3 separate regions of the Homo sapiens genome follow, and all the other regions are linked to region 1. Evidence: chromatin contacts called from ENCODE Hi-C or POLR2A ChIA-PET data. All regions are on one chromosome and are shown on one strand. Each heading gives the region's core, a stretch centred on a gene start or an enhancer-like site at or near the end of the contact. The rest is flanking DNA. Distances are from core to core; before and after follow the strand shown. Region 1 overlaps PPP4R3A (protein phosphatase 4 regulatory subunit 3A). Region 2 overlaps CCDC88C (coiled-coil domain containing 88C). Region 3 overlaps CCDC88C (coiled-coil domain containing 88C).

Region 1 (2,542 bases), core at 19-2,518:
GGTGTTCTAGCCTCTATAGCCTACTTATCTCTTTGGGAATATGGTATTGGGGATGAGAGCTGGACTTCCTAGACCAAAACTGTGATATGGCTGAAAAGAGAGTTTCAGGGGATACTTCCCTCTAATATCCTGAATAGACCAGAAAAACATTTCCCAACACTAGAAGCTTCTAGTGTGTCCTGTTTTAGCCAGAACTTTGGAAGGGAGTACGTCAAACCTTTTTTTCCCTCTTTCTTATTATCCTGATCCTGTAAACACTACTAAGAGAGTTTTGAAGAAAATGTAAAAGAGACTGGTACTTGAGAAATAATTGCTATTAGGGATTAGGTGGCTGACAATGTCATACCACTGCACTGCCGTGTTTTTTGTTTTAGTGACTGTAAAAATCAGGCGTGTGTTTCTTGAAAGCACAACTTGAATAACAACCTCAATCCCCTGTGCTATGTGTTTCTGACTTCTTAAACTTAAAAAAACTTTTGAATTGCAGTATAATACATCAAAAAGGTACACAAATCATAAGTATTCAATTTGATGAATTTTCAAAAAATAACCAGCACACCATTGAAAAAACAACATAACCACTACTCTGGAAGCCTACTTCAGGTTCCTCCCCAGTCACTATCCTACCCAGAGAAAACTGCTAGCCTAATGATAGGTTAATTTTGCCACTTTGTGAGCTTTGTGTAAATTGAATTCTATGGTTTATACCTTTGTCTCAGCTGTCTTTTACTCAGGTTTGTAAAATATCTGTTGTGTTTACTCTTTGATTCATATATTAACATTGTTCGTGGTATCCATTGTATGAATATTTATACTTTACAGTTTACCTTTTTGTGTGTGTGTGTGTGTTTTGTTTTGTTTTTTTGAGACTGGGTCTTGCTCTGTTGCCTAGGCTGGAGTGCAGTGGCATGATCTTGGCTCACTGCAACCTGCATTTCCAAGGCTTAGGCAATCCTCCCACCTCTGCCTCCTGAGCAGCTAGGACTACAGGCGTGCGCTGCCACACTTGGCTAATTTTTAAAATTTTTTTATAGAGACAAGGTCTCACTATATTGCCTAGGCTGCACTCCACCTGTTTTTTGTTTTTTTTTTAACAGTATTTACATACTATATAATTCACCAATTCAAAATGTACAATTCATTGTTTTTTAGTATAATCACAGGTTTGCAACCATCACCACAATCTAATTTTAGAACATTTTGTCTCCTCTGAAAAAAATCATGTGCCCATTAGCAATCACTACCCACTTTCACTTCCTCCCAGCCCTAAACAACCACTAATCTATTTTCTGTCTCTAAATTTACCTATCTGGACTGGGAATGTGCCTGTAGTCCCAGCTACTCAGGTGGCTGAGGCAGGAGAATTGCTTGAACCCAGGAGGCAGAGGCTGCAGTGAGCTCAGATCACGCCACTGCACTCCAGCCTGGGCGACAGAGAGACTGTCTAAAAAAAAACATACACACACACACACACACACACATTATGTATCTGGACATGTGGTATTTTATGATGGGCTTCTTTAATTTCATATGTTTTCAAGGTTTATACATATTGTAATGTGTTAGGTTTTCATTACTCTGTGTAGCTGAGTATATGCCACATTGAATTTATCTGTTCATTTTTTGCTGTTGTAAATAACCTTGCTGTGAATATAAATGTACAAGTTTTTGTCTGGGCATGTATTCATTTCTCTTGGATATATACCGAGAAGGGAAATTGCAAGGTAACTGCTTAACTTTTGAAGGAACTGCCAAACTTTTCCAAAATTGATGCCTCATTTTATATTCCCAGAAGCAATGTATGAAGCTTCCCATTTCTCTACAGCCTTGTCACCGCTTGTTATTGTCTTGTCTTTGATTGTAGACATTCTAGTGGGTACTAAATGGTATCTCATTTGTGGTTTTGGTTTTTGTTTTCATTTGAGACAGAGTCTCTGTCGTCCAGGCTGGGGTGCAGTGGTGCAATCCTGGCTCACTGCAACCTCCACCTCCCAGGTTAAAGTGATTCTCCTGCCTCAGCCTCCTGAGTAGCTGGGTTTAAAGACATGCACAACGATGCCCAGCTAATTTTTTGTGTGTCTTTAGTAGAGATGGGGTTTCACCATTTTGGCCAGGCTGGTCTCGAACTCCTGACCTCAAGTGATCCACCTGCCTCAGCCTCCCAAAGTGCTGGTATTATAGGCGTGAGCCACCGTGCCTGGCCCTTATTTGTGGGTTTGATTTGCATTTCCTTAATGACTAATGCTGAGCATCTTCTCATATGCTTACTAGTTTTTTGTATATCCGTTTTGGATAAATTTCTATTCAAATTCATTGCCCACATTTTAATATTGAGTTGTAAGAGTCCTTTATATATTCCGGATACAAGTCCTTTACCAGATATATGCTTTCCAAATCTTTTCTCTCATTCTGTGGGCTTTCTTTTTACTTGATGGTATTGTTTGCAGCACAAACAAATTTTTAATTGTGATGCCCAATTTTTTCTTTTATATAGGTTGTACTTTTGTGCAGTTTTAACTTTTAGAGAAGCGTTTCCTAGTTG
Region 2 (2,542 bases), core at 25-2,524, 190 kb after region 1:
ATTTTGGATGTTGTTGGATGGAGAGGTATACAAATATCAATTATGTTAAGTAGGTTGATAGTATTGTTCAGGTATTCTATATCCTTATTTACAGATATTCTGTATACTTGTTCTAGAAAATAGGTTCTGTTTTCATTGTAAGAGACAGGGTTTCACTCTGTCGCCCAGGCTGGAGTGCAGTGCTGCAATCATAGCTCACTATAACCTCCAACTCCTGGGCTCAAGCAGTCCTCCTGCCTCAGCCTCCCAAGTAGCTGGGACTATAGGCATACAACACCATGCCCAGCTAAGTTAAAAATACTTTTTTTTTGTAGAGATGGGGTCTCACTATGTTGCTCAGGCTGGTCTTGAATTCTTTGGTTCAAGTGACCCTCCTGCTTCTGCTTCCTGAAGTCCTGGGATTACAAGCCTGAGCCACCACAGTCAGCTGAAAAGAGGTTTTTAAAAAATAGTCAGAGAGGGCACAGCACACAAGGGAGTTATCCAGGGAAAGGACATCATCTGCCCCAGCAGCTCACATTTGTGGCGAGTGGCTCAGGACTGAAGTACCCTCTGAGTGCCCGTCTATGCGGTTTAGTCCCCTTCCCACAGCAGTTGCTTAAGTTCTGGAACAGCCATCCTGGGTACCCTCTGGGTCTTCTGCCCTGAGGGTCCCGGCTATTTTCGTGTCTGCTCGAGCACTTGACCTGCTCCCCAGCCCTCCTCGCTGACTGTGGGGCCTGCGCCACGCCGCGCTTCTCCCTCTCGGCAGGTGGAGAACTCCACGCTGAGTTCCCAGAGCGCAGCGCTCACCGCGCAGTACACGCTGCTGCAGAACCACCACACGGCCAAGGAGACGGAGAACGAAAGCCTGCAGAGGCAGCAGGAGCAACTTACAGCGGCCTACGAGGCCCTGCTGCAGGACCACGAGCACCTGGGCACGCTGCACGAGCGGCAATCGGCCGAGTACGAGGCCCTCATCCGCCAGCACAGCTGCCTAAAGACACTGCATCGGAATCTGGAGCTGGAGCACAAGGAGCTCGGGGAGAGGTAGGGCCTGGGGAAGGAAGGGGATCTGGGGAGGGGTAGAGTCCAGAGGAGAGGCTGGGCCCAGGGGGAAAGGTGGGGCCTGGGGTAGATGGGTGGGACCTAGGGGAGAGGCAGGGCCTGGGGAAGATGGGTGGAGCCTGGAGGAGATGGGTGGGACCTGGGGGAGAGTGATAGAGCCTGGAGGAGGGGTGGGGCCTGGGGAGAGGGGTGGAGCCTGGAGGAGAGGCAGAGCCTGGGGAGAGAGGTGGAGCCTGGAGAGAGGCGGGGTCTGGGGGAGGTGGGTAGGACCTGTGGGAAAGGCAGGGACTGGGGGAGATGGGTGGAGCCTGGACGAGAGGCGGGGGCCTCGTGAGAAGGGTGGAGCCTGGAGGAGAGGTGGAGCCTGGAGCAGAGGTGGGGTCTCAGGAGAGGGTCTCAGGAGAGGCAGGGCTTTGGGGAAGTGGGCAGGGCCCGGGGGAGAGGCAGGGTGTGTGGGGAGGGGAGGTGAAGGAGGGTGGAGGTGGGGCCCCTGGGTAGGCCTGCAGCGGGGCCTGAGGCCAGGCCTGGGGAGTCTGTCAGGCTGCGCGGAGGACTGGGACTTCCCTGGACCTCCCCTGCAGGAAATCTCTTGGCCAGCTGCTTCCCATTGTTGGGGCACCTGAGCTTTCCCAAAAGGAAGGAAATAAACGTTACCTTTAGCAATTTGGAATTTGTGCAACTGAAGACAGTAGTAAGAGGGGCTCCTGTGTGGAGAAGGGGATGCCTCTACTATTTCCAGTGGGCCTTTGGGGCCCTGATCCCTAAGGGTTCTCTTCTGTCTCTTTTCTCCCCAAAACAGAAATAAGGAGGGAATTCTCCACGGCTCCGTTTGTAGGGGTATGCCTTCTCTGGCCTCCCAGCTCTTCTCTTTCATATCAAGGTCTCGCTTGCTTTTTTTCATTTTTAACCTTTAATTATGGAAACTTCCGAACATATAGAAAGGAAGCAGAATCATATAGTGAAACTCTTGTGTATGCATCATGCACTCTCGACAGTCATTTATGTCCTGCTGTTCTCATTTCATGTGCACCTCCCACTCTCCACACCCTCACCCCATTTTTTACAGGTAAAACTTACATTGAAATGCACACATCTTAACTTTGCACTCTTGACAGTTCATGGTCTTGGGTTTTGTATTCATTAAGTCAGCCAATCTGGGCTGGGATTCTGTCTCCTGCTGATCAGTGATGGTACCAGGCACCTGCGCAGGGCATGGCAGGATCCAGGGAGGGCTAGGAGAGGTAGGATGCTGCTCTCCAGAGTCTGAGGGGCAGGTGTGATGTGCACCTGAATCTGATGCATGAGAGAGACATGGCTAAAGAGAGGCTCTCAGGTACTTGGAGTACAACAGAGGGAGCAAGATCTACTTCCTTTGCCTGGGAAATGGCCCTGCTGATGGTATATCCTTTGGAGCCGCCTCAACAACATGGCTAAGTGATCGTTGGTTCTTCAAGGTGGGAGTGGGGAGGACATCTCCACGGTCAGGAGCCACAAA
Region 3 (2,542 bases), core at 21-2,520, 130 kb after region 1:
TGGCCTCAACTGGACAAAACAGAAAATGAGCTTCATCTACAAGCCCCAGGAGCCATACAGGGTCATGTGGGGCGTGAGGGGCCACCGTAGGTGGAGAAGGGAGGCGCTCAGACCCCTTTCCTTGGGTCCTTCCCAGCCTAGTCCCTTCCCGTCCTGGTCCCTACCTGCTTCATGGGCTCCAGACACCTGCCTGCCACTCATTCTGTCCTGCCTCTCATTCTGTCCTGCCTCTCAGGAGGGCAGAAGCCCCAGCAAGGTGAAACCTGCCTGGGAGGGGTGAGGGGTGAGGGGTGAGGGAGTTGGAGGAGAGGAGGAGAGCACTTAGGCTGGAGGGGACCGTAGGGTGCCTGTGGCCTCCTGGAGCCAGCAGTGACAAGTGCTTAGCGTCACAGCATTGGCCTGGACGCTGGTCTTGTTTGCAGTGGCCCCACCACCCAGCATGGGCGTCACTCCCTAACCAGGCGCCGCTACGATCTGATGTCGTCCTCCCCTGTCAGAGCTTCATTGCCTATGAAGCCTGGAGTGGGACACCTGTATCCTGTGTTTTGGGGATGGTCCCGATTTCTCAACAAGTACATTGATGTTTGTCCCCAGCAGGTTCTAATAGAATCAGCTTTCTCTTTGGTTCTGTTCTTAGAACTCTACGCCTGTGACCTTGGAAAGCCACCGCTACAGGCCTTGAGATGCAGCATGCTCTGGGCCACCTTCAGTTTGCTTCCTGTGATCTGGGTTGGGAGCTGGGAATGGAGGCTTGTTGACACCGTGTGCAGACACAACTGCTGCCCCTGCCACCTTCCTGCCGGGGTGACAAATGCTTCCTGAGGGGGTCCTGGCCCACCCCAACCCTCCCCCTTGGGGTGACTGATAAGAGCCTAGATTTTAGATTTGAGGCCAGGGTGTTGTCAGGTGGGTGGGCCCTCTCCCCTTGTGAGATTACAAAGCGCTTTTCAGCCTTGCTCTCCCCCAACCCCTAGGGACACCAGTGGCCCCTGCAGTATCCAAAACACAAATGCACCTGCCTCTGACCCTTTGTTCATTGACTTCTTTTGGTTTGTTTAAAGCATTTAATTGGCCGAGGAGTCATTCCAGGATGCAGTTGAAAAGCAAGTCATTTATGAAAAGCAAAATCTTATTTTAGGATCCGAAAGCAAACCTAAAGGAGAAGTGGGGAGGAGTGCAATCTACCCTGGATTGCAATGCCACACCCCTACCATGTGCTCTGCGGAAGGGGGTTCCCTTGGAGGGCCATGTGCCAAGCCTGACCCTCTTCTTCCCTGTCCATCAGACCACAAGGACCGGTGACAAGACAGAGGCCTCAGCGAGGCTGGTGTGTGTCCCTTGTCCCTCAAGCTTGCCTTGGCACTTGTTTCTGCCATTGCAAAGACTAGAGTGGCACAAGGAGGGCTCACTGGCAAATGTGGGGGCCTGTCCAGAGCACCACTGGGCTTGCACTCTCCAGCCTGGTGTGGTCCTGCCTCACAGGTGGCTGGCTGGGGTGTGACCAGGTGCCCTGGCAGGACAGCATCAGCTGCAGCCTCCAAGTGAGTGGCTTTCTGTTCTGATGCCACGTGGGAGGGTCCCCTCGTCAGCAGCCTCCTCACGTCCCTGCCAGACTGAGGGCCAGCCCAGAGGCCCCTCACCCCACCACATTCCCCGCGGGGGAGGGCAAAGGCCTGGTGTTGGGGCCCAGTAGCCACCAGTCGCATGTGGCCTTCAGGGCCTGGAGATACCGCAGTGTGACTGTGGAAATGAATTTTTTATTTTAGTTCATTTAAATTTAAAAACTGGTACTCAGTTCAGTTGTAGGAAAACTTTTAAATGTGTTTGGAACAACCTGGGAATACAAGTCTATTTTTTCTTTCTTAAAAATTTTTTTTTATTATTTTTTCTTAATCTCGCATATTATACCTCCAACAAATGAACTTTTTCAACTCTAGATTTTGTGAAATCTGGAAACAGTCAAGTATTTCCAGTGAAAATTTAGCATCTGAATTGGGATGTGCTGTAAGTGTAACATACACACTGATTTCAAAGTGTATGGAAAAAGAATGCAAAGGCCGGGCAAGGTGACTCACACCTGTGATCCTAGCACTTTGGAAGGCCGAGGTGGGGGTATTGCCTGAGTCCAGGAGTTCAAGACTAGCCTGGGCAACATGGTGAAACCCCCTCTCTCCAAAAAAAAAAAGTAAAATAATACATTTTTATGTCAATTATGGGTTGAAATGATTATATTTTGGTTATATTGGCTTAATTAAAGTTGAATATTTTCACCTGTTTCTTTTTACTTTTTTAAAGATGGCTAATAGAAAATTTGAAATTAATGTGTCTCAATTATGTATATTGCTGGACAGCCCTGGCATCTGAGCCAGTTTTTGCTGGAAATGTGATTGATGGTTCTTTAAGGGGACCAGTTAATGGCTCGAGAGTAGCTTTGGCCATAGGATTACATCTTAGGAGAACCATGGTGTTTTGAAAGGAACAACTCAGAAAGATATTGTCTGTTCCTAAAACATGATTTCTTTTTTTTTTTTTTTCCTGAGAT

What was found. A loop is a pair of places that touch in the nucleus more often than their neighbours do. ChIA-PET counts read pairs that join two places held with the same protein, here RNA polymerase II (POLR2A). Pooled maps may share reads with other maps.
Region 2: a loop to region 1 is called in a pooled map, with 2.2 times the contacts of the local background. The contact joins two enhancer-like sites. A Hi-C loop is called at or near these places in 1 of 168 maps with a recorded cell type or tissue (CD4-positive, alpha-beta T cell), 8 of 37 single-sample maps with no recorded cell type and 3 of 50 pooled maps. POLR2A ChIA-PET finds 5 or more read pairs at or near these places in 5 of 52 experiments (CD4-positive, alpha-beta memory T cell, IMR-90, Panc1 and 2 more).
Region 3: a pooled map shows a loop between it and region 1 (5-fold over the local background). The contact joins two enhancer-like sites. A Hi-C loop is called at or near these places in 8 of 37 single-sample maps with no recorded cell type and 5 of 50 pooled maps. POLR2A ChIA-PET finds 5 or more read pairs at or near these places in 6 of 52 experiments (CD8-positive, alpha-beta T cell, H1, OCI-LY7 and 3 more).

The regions. Positions count from the first base shown.
Region 1 is chr14:91,494,242-91,496,783 of GRCh38, reverse strand. All of the region lies in intron 1 of PPP4R3A (protein phosphatase 4 regulatory subunit 3A), which reads left to right. Among named protein-coding and RNA genes, the nearest start is that of PPP4R3A, 15 kb to the left of the region's middle. RefSeq lists enhancers at 1,085-1,294, 1,776-1,925. Within about 2 kb of position 1,268, at least 5 of the 41 ENCODE cell types and tissues checked have a DNase peak (open chromatin) inside an H3K27ac peak, as active enhancers do; they include OCI-LY7, where a contact is called at or near this core.
Region 2 is chr14:91,302,188-91,304,729 of GRCh38, reverse strand. It overlaps CCDC88C (coiled-coil domain containing 88C), which reads left to right. Exons shown (of 30, transcript NM_001080414.4): 20 at 752-1,029. Among named protein-coding and RNA genes, the nearest start is that of GPR68, 59 kb to the right of the region's middle. RefSeq lists silencers at 1,148-1,307, 1,468-1,527. Within about 2 kb of position 1,274, at least 5 of the 41 ENCODE cell types and tissues checked have a DNase peak (open chromatin) inside an H3K27ac peak, as active enhancers do.
Region 3 is chr14:91,362,924-91,365,465 of GRCh38, reverse strand. All of the region lies in intron 3 of CCDC88C (coiled-coil domain containing 88C), which reads left to right. Among named protein-coding and RNA genes, the nearest start is that of CCDC88C, 54 kb to the left of the region's middle. RefSeq lists enhancers at 177-426, 1,087-1,306 and a silencer at 917-966. Within about 2 kb of position 1,270, at least 10 of the 41 ENCODE cell types and tissues checked have a DNase peak (open chromatin) inside an H3K27ac peak, as active enhancers do; they include OCI-LY7, where a contact is called at or near this core.